Regions from separate parts of the Homo sapiens genome. Here region 2 is linked to region 1. A link is a contact called in ENCODE Hi-C or POLR2A ChIA-PET data. All regions are on one chromosome and are shown on one strand. The core of a region is the stretch at or near the end of the contact, and the rest is flanking DNA. Distances in the headings are between cores, read along the strand shown.

Region 1 (6,777 bases), core at 4,120-6,619:
TGGAGTCATGATTGGTTGCCCAGGCTGATTTTGACCTCTTGGTCTGAAGCAATCCTCCCACTTTGGCCTCCTAAAGTGCTGGGATTACAGGCATGTATAGGAGAATGCACTCTTTATCCAACCTCCCCCAGTAGTTTCATCTTGCATGACTGTAATAGACTATCACAACTAGGAAACTGACATGGATACAACCCACAACTTTATTTAGATTTAACCAGTTTTAAATGCACTCATCAATAAGAAGGAACAACCTACAGATACACACAAGAATCTAGACGAATCCCAAGGGAATTATTGCTGAGTAAAAAGAACCAATCCCAAAAGATGACATACTGTATGATTCCATTTATACAATATTCTTGAAATGACAACATTATGGAGATATAGAACAGATTAGTGTTTGCCAGGTGTTAGGGGAGCAGGTAGGATGTGGCTGTGGCAATAAAAGAATAGCATGAGGGATCTGAGTAAAGAGGGTTTTTGGTAGAAAATAAAAGCTGGCATTCTGAGGCCACAGTGACTATCTGAAATGGAAACAGGAACATTTTACTACAGCATGCTTTTAGAACAGAAAAGACTGACAAATATATGTATTTTTCTTCTTTTTCCCTCTGAAGATGAGATAGCATCTTAAAACACCTACTAGTGCTATACTGAAAAACTAGTAAAAATTTAATCACTAAAGAAAAATAAGAGAAATCACATCAATTCTGAAAATTAGAGGCTTTGCTGCTTTTTAAATGAATACACAAGAAACACAATCTTTAAAAGTGTGAAAATGTGAAAAGTACTTTAGGAATCACTTATTATTGTTGTTCCTTTTAAAGACACATTTAATTTGTTCTTGGTTTCCTTTGTTGCTTCATCTGAAAACTAAGATAGCTCACATGTCAGCTGCACTAGCTGTTACTTGATTCATGTTCAACCTCAATTGTCCACAGAGAATCCTGTGTTGATTTGACCTTATATTTCTGCCTCAGGACTTCATGCTCTTCTCAAGAACTGAACTCAACCTTTACACAGGTGAGGCCAACTACAAGTGGGCTTATCTGAACCCAGAGAATTTGCCAAATGCTTAATATCCCATGTTTCTTTAGGGCAAAGACTGGTTCAGACAAGCTAAATATTTTGGCTTTGGACTGTTCACCAATTCATTGCTGCCTTAGGTCATAATACTATGCTGAAAGAAACTTTAAAAACAACTTAAGTGTGAGAGTAGGCTTTAGAAAGCTGTTGATCAAAGGAAGTCGCTAAGAGTGGCCCATGCCTGTGAAAAGTTGTTAGAACTTGAAGAAAAAATAACAACAATTTCATGGGAAATTGTGCTCATGATTTTAAACTTAAGCTCGGTTATTCTGTAAGACACAAAAACTCATAAAAATACTTGAGTTTTAGAGAACAGTACAGCCAATTCTTTTCAAAACAGTGAGTAGGTATTCTGGTAGCTATCCTTGATTGAATAAAACAATGAAGGTGATCCTTCCAGTGAAAAATGAGCCCTTCACAGCTTGTTTTAATAATTAGGTTATCTATGTGCTTAAGGAATTTACATGGGATGATCATTAGTACTGTAGTAACTTGGTGTCAAGATCTTCAAAAGGATATCAAAGGAAAGAAACTGCCAAATTTCACACCATTTAAATTTCTAGTTTTTAAAAATTTTTAAGAGAAGAGTTATACATACTCTGTATTTATAATTTTTAAAGACTCATTTATTGTGAAAAAAGAAATCAATCTTTGGAAAAATGGAAAGGTATTTTCACTAAAGCATAGGAACTCTTTCATTAACAATAGGTCTGTATCATCAAAATCCTCTTAACAAAATAATATCATTCTATGTACATAAGAAAAGCTGAATAGTATCCATGGTCAACATATTTTAAAATTGGACACTTTCAGGGTTGATTTTGGGTAGTCTATGTTTTTTTACGGTGTTAATGAAATGAATGGTGTTTCAGTATGTATGCATGTGGGTTTGTATACACAGATGTATACATGTATTTTTAATTATTTTTGTTTAAACTGGAAACTATATACTAAGTACTACTCTGAATCCACACATCTTTACCCTCAATCTCATTTATCTTATTTTGTTGATTGCATCATTACAGCCTCTCAGTCACTAAACTACAAAGACTTGACTGTTGTTTCTCCTTATTACTGCACATTTTATGACTGTTAAATCTGGTGGACTTTATCCTCATGGTGTCTTCTGCATAGACCTTTTTGGTATATTACTATTATGATTACCCAGTTAAATCCTCCATTGCCTATTTTCTGGACAAGAGCTTCTCAAATTTTAAGGTGTAAACAAATCACCTGAAGACTTGTTAAGTGTAGATTCTGATTCTATAGATCTGGGATGAGACCTAAGACTGCATTTCTAAGTTCCTGATTGCTGATATTTCTCCTGTTGCTGACCACTCTGAGTAGAAAGGATGTAGAGTTCTAGATCAGCATTGTCCAATCACAGTAGCCACTACTTATATGTGGCTACTGAGCACCTGAAATATAGCTAGTTGACTGAGGAACCAAATTTTTAATTTAATTATAATTATTTTGTATTTAAGTTTAAAAACTCAAGAAATGTAAACTATTTTTTCACAAAACAAGACTTTACTGTTTTGGTAGAACTCTAACTCACTGTAATCACTGCATCATTTAAGATATTATTGTTGAACTGTAATGTCTGTGTCAGGCACATGAGTCAGTTGAGTAGTATACATAAACACGTAACTGATGTGGCCAGTGTCAAAAAATTAATTAATTATAAATCCTTTTTTACACACCAATATGTACACACAGTAGGCTTATCTGAATATTTTATGCAATCAGCCTGAGTTACAATGATACCTAGGTAAATCATATTAGTAATTAAATTAAAATACTTATTTTTATTAGGCTATATTTATTTTTTGTATTTAGTAAAAATTTGTCCATAAAATAAGTATGGACAAAATTAAATTTAAATTAAATGTAAAGTGAAGACATACTACTGATGCAGAATAAAATGGAGATAAATTAGCTAGTAATATTACTGGAACAATGCAATTGCAATTTGCAAAAAGTGTGTTTACTGTAGAAGAAAATTTTGAAATATATATAAAGTGAGCAATATTAATAGCCATTTTTGCAAATTAATGGTGAATTTGATAAGAAGTTTCGTATTAGCAGTTAAAAAAATAAATAAATAAAATTAGTCACCAGAAGTAAATGTCCAACATTTGTAACTATAAAATGGCTAGAATTTTTGCACAAAAAAGAAAACCATTTTTAGATTGAGATAGTAATTTCAGTTATGATAAAAATACTGGGAAACGTATTTCATAAAAAATGGAGGATATTCAATTAAGTAATAAAACAAATGCCCATCGACTATAAGAACTTTCTAAGAATATCAACGATCAATTGATTAAAATAGCTTTCAGTGGGCCATATCATGCAAGAGACACTACCAAATTCATCCTTCAGGCATGTACTGCCTCAAAGGGTGTCCAAACTTATGATAAAATGTTGATTTGCAGCCTAAAAAAATCAAACTTGCAGTGTAGATATTTTTAACCCTTTTACATCTGTCAAAAAAGTTTCAGGTAGATAATAAAAAACAAGTTTTCATCATGATAAATGGTGCTCCAGCTATGTTGCATCGAAAATTTAAATGTATTAACCCCATCAAAAAGTGGGTGAAGGATATGAACAGACACTTCTCAAAAGAAGGCATTTATGCGGCCAAGAAACATATGAAAAAAGCTCATCATCACTGGTCATCAGAGAAACGCAAATCAAAACCACAATGAGATACCATCTCATGCCAGTTAGAATGGCGATCATGAAAAAGTCAGGAAACACAGATGCTGGAGAGGATGTAGAGAAATAGGAATGCTTTTACGCTGTTGGTGGGAGTGTAAATTAGTTCAACCATTGTGGAAGACAGTGTGGCGATTCCTCAAGGATCTAGAACCAGAAATACCATTTGACCCAGCAATCCTCTTACTGGGTATATACCCAAAGGATTATAAATCATTCTACTATAAAGACACATGCACAAGTACGTTTATTGTGGCACTGTTCACAATGGCAAAGACTTGGAACCAACCCAAATGCCCATCAATGATAGACTGGATGAAGAAAATGTGGCATATATACATCATGGAATTCTATGCAGCCATAAAAAAGAAAAGACTTCATGTCCTTTGCAGATACATGGATGAAGCTGGAAACCATCATTCTCAGCAAACTAACACAGGAACAGAAAACCAAATACTGCATATTCTCACTCTTAAGTGAGAGTTGAACAATGAGAACACATGTACACAGGGAGGGGAACATCACACACTGGGGCCTGTCGGGCGGTGGAGCAAGGGGAGGGAGAGCATAAAGATAATACCTACTGCATGCAAGGCTTAAAACCTAGATGTCGGGTTGATAGGTGCAGCAAACCACCATGGGATATGTATACCTATGTAATAAACCTGCACGTTCTGCACATGTATCCCAGAACTCAAAGTAAAATTAGAAACAACAACAACAACCAAATTTGAATGTATTGACATTTTCAAAGAAGAAAGAGGCTGCTTTATTGTTTTATTCCACTGTATGATACATATTGAAAATATTTGTGCTTAGTTTTCTCAAGCTGATTTTATGAAAAGCATCATAGATACAGTTGCTAACACTGTTTAGTATACGCACGTAAATTGAGTCATCAGTAGTTTATAAAACTGTTAAAAGAAAAAAGGAGGACAATACATTTTCTGATGCTATGTTATTTGCCAATACTTCTTGGCTGAGTTATGAAAGAGATTTACGAAGATTTTCTGTACTTTTAACTCCAATTAAAGGTTTTCTTAAACAAAAGGAAGGTGCATCTATTATTCAGTAACCAGACAAAAGAAAATGGCAGTGTGATTTACATTTTCTCACTAATATCAGTGCATGTAAATGAGTTAAACTACAAACTACAAGGAAAAGGAAAGTTTATGAAGCTAGATAAGTATAAGAGTTTATAGTGAAATTGAACTTTTTCATAATATAAATAAAAAATAATGACTTTACCTATTTTTCTACTATAAGCTAATATGCAGATCTTAATTATTGATAGTGTTACATAAATTGGCTATGAAAACTGAAAAAATTTTGAAGTATGCTTTCTTCATACTGCTAAATTTAGAGTTGCTTTTGTTATTTGTAATACTCCTTGAATTTGATGCTAATATTTTTTGTAGAGTCGGGGGTTCTCCATGCTGCCCAGGCTGGAATGGAACTGCTGGGCTCAAGCGATCTGCCTGCCTTGGCAGATCTCCCAAAGTTTTGAGATTACAGGCATTAGCCACTGGGCTTGGCCAGTTTTTTTGTTTGTTTTTGAGACAGGTTCTTCCTCTGTTGCCCAGGCTGGAGTGCAGCGGCATGATCATAATTCACTGCAGCCTCCATCTCACAGGCTTGAATTTTATGCTAATAATACTGAGCTGACAAGAATTAGTGACGGTACTTAACAGATGTAGCTTTGAAAAGATCTTGCTTAAAAACAAATTCTTCTTAGAAAATAAAATAGTTTTGTTAGTGTGGATGTAAACATTAAAAGAAAAAGATTTTTGGTATTCAATTCAGTCATTAGAAACTTTTAAAATAAGTTTGGAACAATTTGAGTATGTGAATTTACTTTTTCAACTGTAAATTTTATTAAATCTAAGCACAGATCCAGTATTTCCAATGAAAATTCAGTGTAAAAATTGAGATGTGCTCTAAATTTTAAAAACACTAGATTTCAAAGATACAGTATAAAAAAGTAAAAATATCTCATAATGAATTTTAAAAATATTACTGCATGCTAAAGTAATATTTTAGATAAATCCAACTAAATAAAATATATTAAAATTAACGTTACCTGTTTCTTTTTCCTTTTTTAAAAATGTAGCTCTTAGAAAATATAGCAATATATTGTGGCTTTCATTATATTTCTAAGGGACATTGCTGTTCTAGACTATTACAACAGCCTTTTATCTGATCTTCGGTTACTTCCCAACTTGCTGTCAGTTTAACCTTAAAGTATATCCTCCATTTATCCCTTTATCCATTCACCAAATGTTTGAGTACCTAATAACAGCTATTGTTGTAAGATAAATCAGAGAACAAATCCAAGATAGCTGTCTTCATGAAGCTTACCCTCCAGTTGGGGGACACAGATAAAGAGCAAAACATAAGTAAATTATTTAAGATGTAAGATAGTAATAGTTATACTAAAAGAAACTCCTCCACACACAGTAAGGGTCAGAGGAAAGATGGTGCAAAGAGACCAGATGAGCTGGAGAATGAGTAAAGGGGTGGAGGGGAGAAGTGTGGAAAGAGCTGAGGTACTTTAAAAGGAGTGTTAGGATGGGGAAAGGACAGCAGGTCATGTAGGCCCTCATAGGCTTTAACAGTTACTTGGAGGTTTCTACTTGCAGCATTTCTGCCTTACTTTGACTGAGATGGAAAGTCCTGGAGAGTTCTAAGTGCAGTTTTAAAACAATATTTCTGGCTGCTTTGTTCAGATTAGACAGTATGGGAGTGAGGCAGGGTAAAAGTAGCGTGATCTGGTAGGAAGCTATAATAGCAACACAGGTGGGACCTGATGGCGGCTTAGACCACTGATGGAAGTGGTGAAAAGTGGCAAAATTCTGTGATTTCTAAAAAGTAGGCCCAACAAGTTGGTTATGGAGTATGAAAGAAAGAGTGGGGTCAGATTATACGTGGAGACAGTTGTTCATTTTTCTCTCCTTGTCAAATATTTTAAAT
Region 2 (6,194 bases), core at 3,013-5,512, 34 kb before region 1:
AAAAACATGGGGTAGTCTAAGATCCAAGATGACAGCAGATCTGTCTGTGCTACCGGACTTTTTTTTACTCATTGAAACAATATGCACATGAATAGGAAAGTTTAAAAATTAACACCGAATTTCAGGCGTTCCAAAAAGTTATACATGCTGACACACTACTAATCCTTTTTAAAAAATAAATATTTGTTAGCTGTTACTTCAAACTGAGCCCAAGTTACCACCATCTCCCACCTCAATCACTGCAATAGCCACCTAGTCTTCCTGCTTTCTTCACTCTTGCTACTCTTAGAGCCCAGTTTTAAACAAACACCCAAAGGATCTTTTAAAATGTAGACCATATCATGTTACTCCTTGTGCCTTCCTACGACACTTAAAATAAAATCCAAACTCCTTAGTATGGTGTTCAAAGCCTTGTATTATCTGGCTTCTTGCTACATATCCACCCTTATCGCATGCTGTTCTCCTGCTTGCTCATACGTATTAGATACACTGGCTTTTTTTTTTTTTTTTTTCCTGTCCCTCAAGTATGTCAAGTTTGTTCCTATCTCACAGCATTTGTACTGGGCCTGAAAGGTCCTTCCCATAGTTTTTGTTCCTGGCTGAGTCTGGGATGCAATGTTACCTCTTCAAAGAAGACTTATTTGTCAATTAATCTAATGTAGCATCTCCACTTACTCATCTTTCCTAATACATAATCTGGTTTTATTATGTGCATAACACTCATCACTGTCTACAATTACGTTTTCTATTTATTTGTGAACTTGCTTGTCCATCTCTGCCCACTACAATTTACCTAAGCAGCTTGATAGCAAGGGCCTTGTTTGTGTTGTTATCCTAGGGTCTGGCCCATTGTAGACACTCAACAAATAGTTCTGGAAGGAAGGAAATAATGAATGTAAATCATTACCTTTTCTTAAGCGATATGTTTTTCTCTTTAACTCATTTTTTCTGGAAATAAAATTGTACTAGGAAAAGAATTATTTCTCTTGTTGCTGGCAATAATTTGCCAACTTAAAACTCCCAAGATTAAATTTGATATATTTTCTTAATGGAACCTTACAACAGTGACCTACTTTCAGTTTGAAACAACACAGGAGAATATGTGAGTTCGCCATTTCCTTGAATGGCAAAATGCCACAAATATTTGTTGTGGTTATTATCTGGCTTTGAATAATCAAGTCACCAGAGAACAGGGCTGTTTTACAAAAACAGGTAAAATTTCTCTCAAGTGACACAGAATCATATAATAAGCTATTATCTAATGCTTGGAACATCACCCCAATTCTAGGAGAAGAAATAGCATAATTACTTTGTGTAGAGGAAAATACCATAATGTCCATTCTAAATATTAATAGTATAGCTGACTTTCATTAAAGAAACACAGTTTTGGCTGGGTGCGGTGACTCATGCCTATTATCCCAGCACTTTGGGAGGCCGAGGGGGGCAGATCACTTGTGTGTGTTCAAGACCAGCCGGGCCAATGTGGCAAAACCCATCTCTACTAAGAATACAAAACTTAGCTGGGCATGGTGGAGTACACCTGTAATCCCAGCTACTTGGGAAGCTGAGGCACGAGAATCGCTTGAACCCAGGAGGCAGAGGTTGCAGTGAGCCGAGATTGCGCCACTGCACTCCAGCTTGGGCAATAGAGAGAGACCCTGTCTCCAAAAAACAAAAAACAAAAAACAAACAAAAAACAAAAAACAAAAAAAATGTTTTTTTGTTTAATAAATTCATGCTTCTTAATAAATATATGCTCTGGGGGAAATGAGGAAAAGAATGATGAATGTCTGAGGTCCAGAATAAGTAGAATGAGAAGACGCCATATCAAGTCTAAGCTTTAGCTCCTAAAGAAGGGAAGAATTTAAAAGATAAATCCCATCAAGGCCTTTAAAATGTTACAGTACTGCCTTTCCCCTTTTTCTCATAAAACCTTTTCTAATCTGCTTAAGTAACTTCTAATTAGCTTCAGATGTAACAGAAAAAAGGCAGCTACTACTCACATTCTTCTTAAAAGGTAATATATTGCTGATTTCAGATAGGAACATCTGAAGTGATGCAGGAGACTTGCACAGACAAATACATGCAATCAGATGGTCACTGCTTGACAGTCTTATTTTTCAATTGGTTGAGTAAAAATAACATAGTTATTGAATCAACCTGTAAAAGTTGAACATCCATTTCTTTTGTTGCCTAAAATAATATGCCAAAGATTTTTCAGAGTAATGAGACCTACTAAATTACATGGTTGTTAATAAAATACAAAATCATAATCTTTCTTTACTGAGAGAAATTAGGACTTTTTTTACTGTTAATAGAAATATTTTCAAAATGTTATGTATTTCATTTCATTTATTTATTTATTGTTATTTCAATAGTTTTGGGGGAACAGGTGGTGTTTGGTTACATGGATAAGTTCTTTAGGTGTGATTTCTGAGGTTTTGGTGCAGCCATCACTTGAGCAGTGTACACTGCACCCAATGTGTAGTCTTTTATCCCTTAACCCCCTCCCAGCCTTCCTACTAAGTCCCCAGAGTCCATTGTGTCATTCTTAGTCTTTGCGTCCTCATATCTTAGCTCCCACTTATAAGTGAAAAGATAATGATGTTTGGCTTTCCATTCCTGAGTTACTTCCGTTAGAATAATGGTAACATCCATATTTTTGATATTACAGGTTGAGTACCCTTATCTGAGATGCTTGGACCAGAAGTATTTTGGATTTTGGAATACTTGCATATACATAATGAGGTACCTTAGGAATGGGACCCAAGACTACAACATACAATTCATTTGTTTCATAAGCACCTTTTACACAGCTTTTATAGAATATTTGTAACAATTCTGTGCGTGAACCAAATTTGTGATCATTGAACCATCAGAAAGTAAAGGTGTCACTATTCTGGTCACAATTCTGTGCGTGAACCAAACTTGTGATCATTGAACCATCAGAAAGTAAAGGTGTCACTATTCTGGTCACCCATGTGGACAATCTGTGGTTGTTTGGCATCACCATCATGCTTGCTCAGAAAAAAATATATCAAAGCTGAAGTGGGCTGGGAGGGTGTTTTGTTTTGTTTTGTTAGTTTTTTTTCTCTTGGGGACGCTGAATAAACTGTGTTATGCTCCTGTGTTTTGACTACCACCCATCACATGAGGTCAGGTGTGAAATTTTCCACTTCTGGGGCCATATCTGCACTCAAAAGTTTTGGATTTTGGGGCATTTCAAATTTGGGATTTCAGATTTGGGATGTTCAATCTGTATAAGAAATGCAGTAATAAAAATACATGTATATACTTATACACATCTTTTTTGCAAAAAAAATAGTAACAGGTGGGATTATTGAGTGAGAATATATGACCATTAAAAACATTTTAACTTTCAAAAAAACCTTCCAAATGGATATTTAAAAAGCTCTTGATATATACTGCAAAACGGATTCCCAAGGATGTCATGCCAATTTATATTCCCCACCTGTAGTGGATGAAATGTTTACTTTCAACTTTAATTAGTGGCAGGCCCAGATGGCTCATAAACTGGAGGGATTTTTTAAAATGCCTAATACATGAGCAATTTAAGAAAATAAAGTATATTCTCTACAGAAGGATTCCCGCTCCTTGCTTCCTTTGCTTAGGCATCATTTAGGGCCTCTTGGGTGTAGAAACCTTAGCTCCAATTGCTGATCTCAATTCTGTGAAATCTCTGAAGCTTAAAATCCTACTTATCATGATAGTTTCATATTGTTTCTGATGCAGGGTGATATTCCTTTCTTGTTTTTTATCTAAACACACACACACACACACACACACACACACACACACACAGACACACACACACACACACAATTTAAAATGTCATTTCTATGTGTAAGAGCAGAATGGGAAGGTTTTAGCATGAGATCCCTCTTCTATCTTGATCCTGAAGTCCACTATGAATCTTGAGAGCTGTATTTCCTGGCTTTATTTGTGGACCTTTTCACAATCATATATTTATATGTATATGTATGCATTTGTTTATAAGAGCTAGAATAGCCTGAATGAGATGTGTGTGTATATATACACATTATATATGTTATACATTTTTATTCATAAAAGCTTGAATTTAGAGAGCTCTCTACTCAGAACTGGTTTTTGACCTTTTAAAGAATGTGTAGACCCTTTGATTGCCCTAAAATTTGACCAAATTGTTGTTGGAATTACCCTCTCAAACCTCTGGGTGAAATGTACCTTTGCATTGTGAGTTTAAGGATGACTCAGCAGTCTGAGTGGGGTGAAAAGTGACTTAGAACAAGAGGTGGCTGCGCAGAGTGATGTGGCTTTTGGTGCTGAAGCTGTCGTGCCAACTCCTCTTACATTTAAAGCTTCCTGTATGCCCCAGTGTCTGTCAGATCTAAAGTGTGTCTCCACTTTCTAAAGGATCAAGCCCCAGTTGTCCTTCTGCTTGACAAATAATCTGTGTGAACCTGAGGATTTCAACAAATGCCACTGACTCACTAAGATAAAAAAGAGTGAAAAGAGATCGTCTGCCCCCTACCCCCAGCCTGTCTTTGACTTTATTCATTACTCCTTCAAATCAGAACATATTAAGAGTGTCCTCCTGCCAGGGTTCCTGCCAGTCAGTTATTCCCACAATCGTTACTGTTGTTTAGCAGTGGGAGTAACAGGTTGGCCCTTCCTGCTTTCCATCCATGTGGTCCTATCTCTCCTATATTAAAAAGATTTTAGGATTCACCTGTAACAGCTAGTGCTTTTGAAGATTTTTGCCCTATTTTGTATTCTAGTTATCATTTCCATGAGGCCTGAAGGAAGGTAGTTAAAGGCCTGTGCTTATGCTGTCAATTTAACAAGAAGTCAATATATTCTCTTTTTATTAAAGACCTCATATGGGTTACCTGGCCAGATTTTTTCTTATTATGCATTTCTAAAGATAGAACTGCCTCTTTATGCTTTTGTTACATAATCATTTTGTCAATCTATATGTCAGTTAAACAGAAATTGCAGTTCTGAACATGTAGTTCAAAACTATTTTATTTCAAATAGAAACTACACAAAGGCATTATAATGATATAGAACATGTAAATATAAGGAGATCAATAGAAGCATCTCCAGGGGTTCCAATACTGATTAAAAATGCCTATTCTGTTTTCAGACTGTTTTCACTGTGAATAATGACAGAACAGACAAAAGTTTCCTCACAGTTAGCAATAAACAACTGAAAGATAAGATGCTGATTAAGACATTTAGCCACAGTTTCCGGTGACAATTACATTCTAACACAACATCAATAATAACATTAAATGATACATATTATGAAAAGCTCTCATCTACCATATTTTCAAATGTATCCAAGTTGAAAGAAGCTTTAGACAATAATAATTTAATACCTACCACAGCGAGAAAGTAAAATTAAATTAATTACTTTAAATAACAATAATGTGGCACCAGCAGTAGTCATGGCAGTGGCAGCAGCAGCAACAACAACAACAACATCCATACAGGGAACATCTTACCCTACCAGAGGCTCTTTTGGGAATTTCATATGTACTACATTTAATCTTTCAATCCTGCCACTTTGATATTATGAGATCCACTTTTTATATGCAAAAACAGACCTAGAAATTAAGCAATTTGGCCAATGAAATTGGATGAACAATTGGGGTGCTCTGTGGAGCATCTCTAAGGAACATCAGAGATTCTGTGGAGCATTGTTTACATGTATTCAAACTGCTGCTTCCTTCCAGGCTGCCTCTATGATTTACACACTTCTCTACTGTTAGAGGTATTCTGGTGAGGCTGGGATGGCCATGTATGCAATGATGTGGAAAGCATTCATGTTCCTTATACATGGGAGAGTCCTAGGTCGGGGTTCATAAATACTCTGAAAATGGATCCAAAATGTGTATAATCTCACATTTCTGGGAAGAAGATTTTCATCAGATTTCAATGGAGTCCACAATCCAGGAAAGCTTTAGAATTGTCTTCTAGGCCTGGCACGGTGGCTCACGCCTGTAATCCCAGCACTTTGGGAGGCTGAGGCAGGTGGATTACCTGAGGTCAGGAGTTTGAGACCAGCCTGACCAACATGGTGAAAACCTGTCTCTACTAAAAATACAAAAATTAGCCAGGTGTGGTGGCAGGCACCTGTAATCCCAGCTACTCAGGAGGCTGAGGCAAGGAGAATTGCTTGAACCTGGGAG

What was found. Hi-C counts contacts between places; a loop is a spot of excess contacts on that map. ChIA-PET counts read pairs that join two places held with the same protein, here RNA polymerase II (POLR2A). Pooled maps may share reads with other maps.
Region 2: a map of PC-3 shows a loop between it and region 1 (4-fold over the local background). The contact joins two enhancer-like sites. A Hi-C loop is called at or near these places in 4 of 168 maps with a recorded cell type or tissue (Caco-2, PC-3, chondrocyte and 1 more) and 1 of 50 pooled maps. POLR2A ChIA-PET finds 5 or more read pairs at or near these places in 1 of 52 experiments (CD4-positive, alpha-beta memory T cell).

What each region holds. Positions count from the first base shown.
Region 1 is chr17:55,055,288-55,062,064 of GRCh38, reverse strand. The region is part of intron 12 of STXBP4 (syntaxin binding protein 4); the gene reads right to left. Among named protein-coding and RNA genes, the nearest start is that of STXBP4, 90 kb to the right of the region's middle. Within about 2 kb of position 5,369, at least 2 of the 41 ENCODE cell types and tissues checked have a DNase peak (open chromatin) inside an H3K27ac peak, as active enhancers do; they include PC-3, where a contact is called at or near this core.
Region 2 is chr17:55,088,484-55,094,677 of GRCh38, reverse strand. The region is part of intron 16 of STXBP4 (syntaxin binding protein 4); the gene reads right to left. LOC107985002 (a long non-coding RNA gene) reads right to left here. Exons shown (of 2, transcript XR_001752943.2): 1 at 2,004-6,194; 2 at 485-872. Among named protein-coding and RNA genes, the nearest start is that of STXBP4, 120 kb to the right of the region's middle. RefSeq lists an enhancer at 4,435-4,534. Within about 2 kb of position 4,262, at least 3 of the 41 ENCODE cell types and tissues checked have a DNase peak (open chromatin) inside an H3K27ac peak, as active enhancers do; they include PC-3, where a contact is called at or near this core.